Regions from separate parts of the Homo sapiens genome. Here region 1 is linked to region 2. Evidence: chromatin contacts called from ENCODE Hi-C or POLR2A ChIA-PET data. All regions are on one chromosome and are shown on one strand. Each heading gives the region's core, a stretch centred on a gene start or an enhancer-like site at or near the end of the contact. The rest is flanking DNA. Distances are from core to core; before and after follow the strand shown.

The links. A loop is a pair of places that touch in the nucleus more often than their neighbours do. ChIA-PET counts read pairs that join two places held with the same protein, here RNA polymerase II (POLR2A). Pooled maps may share reads with other maps.
Region 1: a pooled map shows a loop between it and region 2 (1.9-fold over the local background). The contact joins two enhancer-like sites. A Hi-C loop is called at or near these places in 4 of 50 pooled maps. POLR2A ChIA-PET finds 5 or more read pairs at or near these places in 4 of 52 experiments (A549, A673, HEK293 and 1 more).

What each region holds. Positions count from the first base shown.
Region 1 is chr14:100,027,124-100,031,885 of GRCh38, reverse strand. LOC124903379 (a long non-coding RNA gene) reads left to right here. Exons shown (of 2, transcript XR_007064329.1): 2 at 1-491. It also overlaps a transcript of EVL not described here. Among named protein-coding and RNA genes, the nearest start is that of EVL, 36 kb to the left of the region's middle. Within about 2 kb of position 1,250, at least 16 of the 41 ENCODE cell types and tissues checked have a DNase peak (open chromatin) inside an H3K27ac peak, as active enhancers do.
Region 2 is chr14:99,744,279-99,749,569 of GRCh38, reverse strand. It overlaps a transcript of EML1 not described here. Among named protein-coding and RNA genes, the nearest start is that of EML1, 46 kb to the left of the region's middle. RefSeq lists an enhancer at 1-45. Within about 2 kb of position 2,754, at least 16 of the 41 ENCODE cell types and tissues checked have a DNase peak (open chromatin) inside an H3K27ac peak, as active enhancers do.

The sequences.
Region 1 (4,762 bases), core at 1-2,500, 280 kb before region 2:
AGAGTTGATTTTCAAAAAGGAAAGAGCTCCAAGTGTTCCTGTTTCTCCCAGGGCCACACAACAAGTGAAAGTAAATCGTCTTTTCTCTCTTCTAGCACTCGTGCTGATGAAGATGGGGGGCAGAGTAGTCACAAAGAATGCAGTGTGAGTCAACCCTGGCATCTGGAAGGATCTGAACTGGCTGACTGGAGTGAAAAGAATTCTTCATGTCTGTAAATTATTACGAAATGCCCTGAAGAGCCCAGTGACTAGTCACTGAGTATCAAACCCAGGAAAGACCACGAACCAGCATAAGTTCTAGATCAAACATTGTAGTCTGTACAAGCCACACTTCTAACACATCTAGGTTCAATCTGCCTTCAGAGGTGCCAGTGGAATTCAAAAGCATGTTATAGCACTTTTCATTTTCCAGTGCTCTTGATTATGAAAGCTCACACATGGCCATTCTCCTCTCTGAACATCTCTGCAAATAAAATATTATTCCTATTTTATCCCAATGAAGTTATGTGACTTACATAAACTAACGCAGCATCATTAGAACCTAGGGTTTCCAGGTTCCCAAGCTCAGGTTCTTCCCGTGAACTCCAACGAGGTGTGTACATCAGAATCATCAGTGGAACTTTAAACAGTGCACATGTCTGGGTTTCACCTGCACATATTTGGACTTAAGAGGTTTGAGGAGTGGCCTGGGCACCTGTCTTTAGATTGCAATGGGCCTTCCCAGTTGAGAAACATTACATAGATTTCCCAAGTTGAAAGTCACTCTTGAAAGCTCTTTAGTTGATTCTCTTGCTGTCCAGGAGAACCACCCCAGAATGTATCACATCATAGCTACAATTGTTGGAAGGGTGCTCTTCACTGAGTTCTCACTTGTAATTCACTCTTCCCTACACGGAAGAGACCTCATACGTCATAGTTGTCCCGTGTAGTCCTAGTTAGTTCAACAGACACTTACTGATCACACTAGGCTCCAAGGATAATGAAATAGGACACGGAGAAACGTACAACAATGAATAATGCAATGGGCTGTGGCCTGAGTACAGAAGCACTGCAGACTCAGAGAACCAGGGGTCACTTGGTGGTGGGCTCTGGTTGTATTATCACAGTTAGCCAGAAAACACTGTAGTCCCAGTTTGTCAACTGCAAGGAACTTATTAATCTCTCAGACCAGGGAATTTGCATGCAAACCAAGCCAAGATCCAAGCTCTCAGCTGATTAGTCACACCATGTTTCGTTCACTGTGTCATAAACATTTCAGTAGCAAACATGATTATCTTCCAAGGACTGATTTCTGGCATTCTGAGTCTGAACGCTCAGGGAGAGGGGAAGACTAGAAGTACTCTAGCTGGAGAATGTATCAGCCTTTTTCCTGGCTCCCATGCAATTTCTAATCCAGGATAAGTGTCTATAAAATGCTTTGCTGCTTACAGTAAATTAAAAGAATTAATTTATTGAGTATCTAAATGCTTTATAGAGGTAATCTCGGCCGGGCGCGGTGGCTCACGCCTATAATCCCAACCCTTTGGGAGGCTGAGGCAGGCGGATCACCTGAGGTCGGGAGTTTGAGAGCAGGCTGACCAACATGGAGAAACTCTATCTCTACTAAAAATACAAAAGAAAAAAAAAAATAGCCGGGCGTGGTGGCACATGTCTGTAATCCCAGCTACTTGGGAGGCTGCGGTAGGTGAATTACTGAACCCAGGAGGCGGAGGTTGCAGTGAGCTGAGATTGCGCCACTGTACCCCAGCCTGGGCAACAAGAACGAAACTCCACCTCAAAAAAAAAAAAAAAGGTAATCTCATTTAATTAGCATAGTAACTGTCAGAGATTGGTAATAGTCCCATTTTACAGGTAAGGCAACCAAGGCACAGAGAACTTAAGTAATTGCTCAAGGTGATAAGAAAAGTCAAGGTGCTAGCAGCATGGCAAAACACCTAGTAGGATTTCCCATCACTACTACTTATTCCCCAGAGGTGAAAATGTTTATCTCTGCAGAGTAGCCAACTTCAGGGCAGAGAAGTCACCAGTCACAGGGAAAGGACAAAATGGACCTGGGTTATACCCTGAGAAGACAGCAAAAACTCTCCCCTCAATCAGCTAAAGCATGGCTAAGAGCACACTGTCCCCCTGTTCCTATACCTCAGCTCCCGCACACCTACTAACAGCCCTTGTCTTGATTTTCATCCACCCCAATCCTATACCCTCCAAGGCTCACTCCCACAGATGCTTCCTCCTGAAAATCTCTTTTAACTTTTATACAGCAAAACTGTGTCCACCTCCCGGCCACAGCACGTTATCTGTATCCCTATGGAATCTATCCCAATCTCCTATGTTAGTATTATCTTTGCTACCTGCTACTCCATGCTTTTGGTCTGTCTGTTCCACACCTCTTGAGGACAGTGTTCCTGGAGGCAGGACTAAGGATTACACATATTTACATTTTCTACTGTGGCTTATATTGAGTAGATGTTCTGGAAGTATTTGTTCAATGAATGGTTATCCTAGTATCAAAAGGGCCCTCCCACATCCCTACCTCCAAAATGACCCATTGCCTGACTTTTCAGAACCAACATAGTTGAGGATATGTTTGCAACTACCCTAAGTAGTCAGCAGGAGACATAGAGACCCAAGTTGGTATTCTGTTCCAGGACTCACTCCTCTGGGAAGCCCAGCTAAATTCTTCCTCTTTGTTTTCTTTTGTTATTAGCATAAGCAACTACTATTACACTAAGCAAAGAGGAATGGGAGATAACAGAAACTGTTTTAAAACACGGCATTTGAATCTGTTAAACATTAACTGATTAAACTTTCACTGATTACAAAATGTAAAATATACAAACAATACAGCAATGTTTTATAATTTATACACTTCTTTCCTATACATTATCCTCAAAATAGTCCTTTTGCTATATGTGAGGTAACTAAGGCCTAGAGAAATAAAGTGACAGTCATAGCTTACATTTCTTTTGTAGGAAATGGAGCCAGATATTGGGACTCTAGATCTACAACACTGCCTCACTTTGAGTAAAACTCAACAACTGCACGCTTATTTAATAATGAAGAATAGATTTTTTTTGAGATGGAATCTCGCTCTGTTGCCAGGCTGGAGTGCAGTGGCGTGAACTTGGCTCACTGCAACCTGCGCCTCCTGGGTTCAAGCAATTCTCCTGCGTCAGCCTCCCGAGTAGCTGGGACTACAGGTGCGTGTCACCATGCCTCGCTGATTTTTGTATTTTTAGTAGAGACGGGGTTTCACCATGTTGACCAGGATGGCGCTGATCTCTTGACCTCATGATCCACCCGCCTCAGCCTCCCAAAGTGCTGGGATTACAGGCGTGAGCCACCGCGCCCGGCCGATAGATTGTTATTTTTAAGTATATCTGCTTTGCCATCCTAACAACTAAATTATCTGCTTCCCAGTGCATAAAGGACTCAAACAACTCAATACAAAGAAAACATATATTCTGATTTAAAAATGGGCAAAAGATCTGAATAGACATTTCTCAAAAGACATATAAATGGCCAAGAGGTATGTGAAAAAATGCTCAACATCACTAATCATCTGGGAAAGGCAAATCAAAACCACAACAGCATCTCACACAGTTTTATCAAAAAGACAGCCAATAAGTGACTCTGGCAAGGATGTGGAGAAAGGGGGGCCCTTGTACACTGCTGGTGAGAATATAAATTAGTACAGCCACTGTGGACACTCCAAAACAGTTTGGAGGTTCCTCAAAAAAAAAAAAAAAAACAAACAAACAAAAAAACAACTAAAAGTAGAACTACCATATGATCCAGAAATCTCACTGTCAAATATATATCCAAAAGAAAGGAAATTGGTATACTGAAGAGACTGATTTTACTCCCAAGCTTACTGCAGCATTAGTCACAACGGTCCAGATAGGAATTGAGTCTGGGTGCGGTGGCTCATGCCTGTAATCCCAGTACTTTGGGAGGCCAATGAGGGTGGATCACTTGAGGTCAGGAGTTTGAGACCAGCCTGGCCAACATGTGGGAACCCTGCCTCTACTAAAAATACAAAAATTAGCTGGGCATAGTGGCGCATGCCTGTAATCCCAGCTACTTGGGAGGCTGAGGCACGAGAACTGCATGAACCTGGGAGGTGGAGGTTGCAGTGAGCTGAGATCATGCCACTGCACTCCAGCCTGGGCAACAGAGCAAGACTCTGTCTAAACAAAAAAAAGATACAAATCAACCTAAGCGTCCAACAACAGATGAATGGATTAAAAAAAAAGTGGTATAAATATACAGTAGAATATTATTCAGCCATAAGAAAAAATGAAATTCTGTCATTTGCAGCAACCTAGATGAAACTGGAGGACATTACGTTAAGTGAAATGAGGCAGGCACGAGAGAGACGAATACTACATATTCTCACTAATATATGGGAGCTAAAAAAAAATTGAAGTCATGGAGATAGAGAGTAGAATGATGGTTATCAGAGGTGGGAAGGGTAACGGGGAGAGGGTAATAAAGAGGGATAATTAGTGGGTACAGAAATACAGTTTGATAGAAGGAATAAGATTTAGTGTTCAGTAGTACAATAGGGCAACAAGAGTTAACAGTAATTTATTGTACATTTCAAAATAACTAAAAAAGTGTAATTGGAATTTTCCTAACACAAAGAAATGATAAACGCTTGAGATGGGCATTCCAGTTACCCTGATTTGATCATTACACATTGTACACTGTATGCTTGTATCAAAATATCACATGTACCCCATAAATAGGTATACTTAGT
Region 2 (5,291 bases), core at 1,505-4,004:
CAAATGTCCCAGGACCCTGACATTATCTCACTGAGCCCTCATCACAGTCTGTGAGGCAGGTGCTGTCATTGTCCCCATTTTACAGATATGAAAACCGAGACTTAAGGTGGCAAAGCCAAGAGGTGGTGCCCAATAAGCACGTGAAAAAATGCTCAGCACCATTGGACACTAGGGAAATGCAAATGAAAACCTCAGTGAGATACCACTTCACACCACTAGGATGGCTGGGGGGGCGAGAAGACAGTAACAGGTGCCGGTGAAGATGTGAGGAGTCAGAGCCAGCATGCCCCGCAGGTGGGAAGGGAAAATGGCGCAGCCACCGCTGGAAACAGCCTGGCGGTTCCTCAAAATGCTCAACATAGAGTCACCGTATGATCCGGCGATCCCGCTTCCCGGTGTGCACCCAGGGGAAATGAAAACAGATGTTCACACAGAAACTGGTACACGAGTGTTCATAGCAGCGTTACTCATCATGGCCAAAGCGTGGAAATAACCCAAATGCCCGTCCACTGGTGAACAGACGAGTGAAACATGGTATATCCATATGCTGGGGTATTAATCGGCAATAGGAATGAATGAAGATGGATACAGGCTCCAACACGAATGAACCCAAAAATGTTTCCTAAGCGAGAGAATCCAGGCACAAAAGGCCACGTGTTACAGGATTCCACTCATATGAAAAATGCAGAATACGCAAATCTACAGAAACAAAGTGGACGAGTGTTTGCCAAGGGCTGTGGGGAGGAAGCTAGAAGGGGTCGCTACTAATGGGTATTGGATTTTTCCGTGGACGACGGAAGTGTTCTAAATTTGATTGTGGTGATGGTTGCACAACTCTGAATATACTAACAACCACTGGATATATACTTTTAAATGTGTGATTTATTTATTTTTAGTTTCTTTCTTTTTTTTGAGACAGGGTCTCGCTCTGTTGCCCAGGCTGGAGTGCAGTGGAGCGATCATGACTCACTACAGCCTTGAACTTGTTGCACAGGCTGGTCTTGAACTCCTGGACTCAAGGGATCCTCCTGCCTTGGCCTCCCAAAGTGCTGGGATTGCAGGTGTGAGTCACTGCGCTGGGTCTAAATGTGTGAATTATATAATACATCTCAACAAAGGTGTCACTGAGACAAAAAAAAAAAGATAACAAAGCCAGGATTGGAACCCAGGACACTTTCTATAAAGCTGCAGCCTTGAGCATCGCTGGCCCCTCCCTTTTCCTCCCAGAAACCGGGGAGAAACGTGAGTACCACTCACCCCACATATTCCCGCAGCCTCGGGGCAAGCTCCGGATCCCAGGACCCCACATGCTCTGAGTGGGCAGGCCTGGGGCTGCGGGCAGGGGCTGTCCTGGGGCTGCGGGCAGGGGCTTTCCCAGAGCAGCGATGCCATCCCTGTGACAGGCTCTTAGCTAGGGTCACCTGACAGACCCTGCAGGGCCCCGGGAATCCTGGCTGCAGCCACACCTCCTGCCCGGGCATCCCGGGCGAATTCCGCCTTGGCAGTGAGTGGGGCTCCTCCCAGGCACCCAGGCACGCATGATCTCATGGATGTCACAGCTGTCGGCCCTAAGGGAACCTCTTTAGGGCACCTCATCCCTGGTTTTCGGTCATTGCCAAGTCTTTACCCTCTCTCAACCAGCTCAGTGTTTCAAGATGGAAAGAAAAGGAAGAAAGTCCAGGAGGGGGTGGCTTTCCAAGTGTCTAAGGTGAGATGAGGCCCCTTCCCGTGCATTGCTGACCCTGCAGCGGGACCCCTGGGGCAGCACCAAGTCCCCGTGTGGCCAGGGGTGGGCTTGGTGGCTTCCACTCAGGCCTCCCAGTGACTGGCAGGTGTCCTTACTCCGAGCCCCTGCAGAGAGTAGATAAGAAGCGGGCCCAAGCCTGACCCTGAAGCTCACCCTGCTCGCCCCATGAATTCCTAAGGCGCAGCCCAGCCCTGGTGCAGTGCAGACCTGGGTTTGGTGAATGAGACATGAATAGACACAGAAAGGATGTTCCTTGGGTCTCTGACAGCCCCTCACCCATAGGACATCCACCCTTCTCCACTGTCTACCCAACATGCCACCCCCCAACTGGGCAACCGAGGTGGCCCCAAACCCACTTTAGGATAGAGTTTCTCCTTCCCCCTCAGACCCCTGCCCCCCATCAGGCCAGACAGCTGCCATTCCCCAAATGTGCCCTGTACATCTGGAGCCGATCTGTGCCACCCCGGGCCTGCCTTTCTCCTGGGCCAGAGGCTGGTCCCTTGGTCCAGGCCTGGAAGAATGCGCAGTGCCCTCCTCGCCATTTCTATACATTTCCAGGGGAGTTCGGAGCTCATGATTTTTTTTCCAGAGGTGGTGACTGTTTTTCTTTTCTTCCTTTTTTTTTTTTTTTTTTTGAGACGGGGTCTAGCTCTGCCACCAAGGCTGGAGTGCAGTGGCGCTATCTCGGCTCACTGCAAGCTCCACCTCCTGGGTTCACGCCATTCTCCTCCCTCAGCCTTCTGAGTAGCTGGGACTACAGGTGCCCGGGTGGTGGTTGTTTTTCTACCTCCTTAGTCATGCTTATCCTGGGTATCTGGCCTTGTGAGATGGGGCACAGCGCCCGATAGAGCGGAGGCAAGCACAGGATAGCAAACAGGAGTGCGGAGGAGCCGCCCAGGGCAGGGCGCGGCAGATGCTCAACAAACCAGAGCACCCGGCCACTTGGGCTTCTCTCCCCAGGAAGAACTGGGAGCCCTGGGTGGGAGGAGCCCTGCTCGAGGGGTGGGGACACAGGACAAGGCTCTATGCCAGCCTCAGCCAGCCTTCTTAGGCATGAAGTTGACAGAAGCATCCACCAGCAGCAGAATGGGGATGGTGTGAGGCCCTGGGCTGCGTGGAGGGGGCCCAGGGCGTGGGGTGCGACTGAGCCAGCTCTGCCCATGGGGTAGAGCCGGGGCACCAGGCTTTGGCTGTTGTCCCCGGGCGAGCAGGAAACCACTCCAGAGAGATGCTGGGGCTTAGGCGGCACCTCCTGAGTCCTCGGCTTCTGCTACAAGGAAGACTCCTGTTTCTCTTCATGCTGCACATCCGCCCCCACCCCATCCTGTGGAAACCTCCCCAGAGGCAAAGGGCTTGCCTGAAGCTAGTGCTTCCGCCACATAGCTGGGCTCAGGGCCAAGCCTCCATCCAGGCTCCAAACATAGGTGCCCCCTGAGACCTCTCCCTCCTCCCGAAAAGTTCAGAGGGGATTGCTGGGCTTGGGTCCTGATAAAGGCCCTTCCCCCAAGCCACCGCCACACCCAGCTCCCTTCTTTGGAAAAGAGTGCCACTTTTCTGACCCTCCTGAGGTGGGTGACCCCAGGTTGGGGACAGCGCACCTGTCTCAGTCCCATCTGTCTCAGTTACTCCCTGTGTGACCTTGGGCAAGCCACTCCATTTCTCTAAATCTCCATTTGCTCGTCTATAAAATGGAATGATAACATTGACTACATAGGTTAAAGGGGGCGTCATGTGGAACTGAGTGTGTGAAAGGGCCTAGGGGAGGGGGAGCCGCCATTTTTCAGTGCCTACTGTATACATTCTTGTTTAGTCCACCAGTAACCTCAGTCTATTAACCCTAAGGACAAGGACACCAGAGTGGGCTGGAGAGGCAAATCCCACAAGGGGAGACCCAAGGCTGGCTGAATTCCCTGCTCTAGCCTCAAACCACAGTGCCTGGCAGTACACCATGCACACAGCACAGGCTCAGTAAGCGTCCACAGAGTCAGAGGTTAACTCAGACTATGAGCGAGAAGTGGCAGGAAGGATGTTTTCTGCTCCAGCACCAGCACTTGACATGTTTTTCCACCCAAAATAAATGAGGCAGGATTCCTAAAAGATGTGTTTAAACTTGGTAGAGAGTTCTCTAAACAGTTTGGCCTCGAGGGTGGACCACAGAGCTGAATACTGCAGGAATGTCTGACCCCCCAAACGGAGCTCAGCAGTATCAGGTCCAATTCTGGTTTTATTTCTAGCAATCCAAGTTGATTCACTGACTCTTATGACAGGGTTCGTAGGCAACCTCTAGTCTTTGCAAACATTATTTTTAAACCAGATCTTATCTCATACAAAGCAATGTGTGATGTGTGTGGCCACAGCCCTCTGTTATACTGTAAAGTTTTATTTAAATGTGTTTCATAGTGTGTGCGTGTGTGTGTGCCATATGTGTATGTACACGCCCACCATTAAAAGTCATTTGGGGCCGGATGATGGCTCATGCCTGTGATCTCAGCACTTTGGGAGGCCGAAGCAGGCGGATAATTTGAGGTCAGAAGTTTGAGACCAGACTGGGCAACATGGTGAAACCTCGTCTCTACCAAAAATACAAAAATTAGCCAGGTGTGGTGGCGCATGCATGTAGTCCCAGCTACTTGGGAGGCTGAGTCAGGAGAATCGCTTAAACCCGGGAGGCAGAGGTTGCAGTGAGCCGAGATGTGCCACTGCACTCAAGCCTGGGTGACAGAGCAAGAGTCTGTCTCAAAAAAAAAAGTCAACTGGGAGAACCAGCTACTAAACTGATGACACAGCTTCTCTTTAATGGTGTCATAGAATCAAAGAGAGAGTGCATATCTGTATTAGAGTGAAGAAAACACGCTCTTCTCATCATTTCCCCCAGTATTATTCAAAAATCATTTCCTTCTAAACTCCTATCTCAGTTTTCGGATCTGTGGATTACACTGAATAAACGGATTCCACAGCCTACTCATTCCAACACCCTCTTTTGTACCTCAGCAAATAAAAAGTCAAAAGATATTTCTGGCTAAGGTTTTTCTTGGTTATGCTTTTCCTCGCTGGAGGTGATGACCGAATCATTCAGAAATTTATTTTCGTGCTTTAAAATGCAAATGCAACTCCGTGGGAGGGAGCGATGTTTTGAAAAGTCTTGCCCCTGGCGTTATGATTTGCATATTGGAAATCACATGATTTACATTTTGGATACCTGTTGACCACAGCTCACACAATGTGCTCTATTTCATAATTAAAATGGATTACTTGAAAAACAAACAAAGAAACAGACGGTCAATTCGGGGGAAAAAAACTCAATGAAAGGGGTGCAGACATTACTGCTGTTCCTAATGGAGAGACACACTCTGTCCTCTGGCCATTTGGTGTGCCCATGTGGCTTGCTGTAGCCAGTGAAACTTTGGCTGTGGCAAGGTGGGTTACTTCCCGGTGGGTGCATTTAACTGGTGCTGTGTCGCCATCTCTCTCTTGGCTGGCTGCAGTGACTGGGAAAACATTGGTCTTTATGGAAGCATCACACTGGGTCACCGTGTAGGGACCT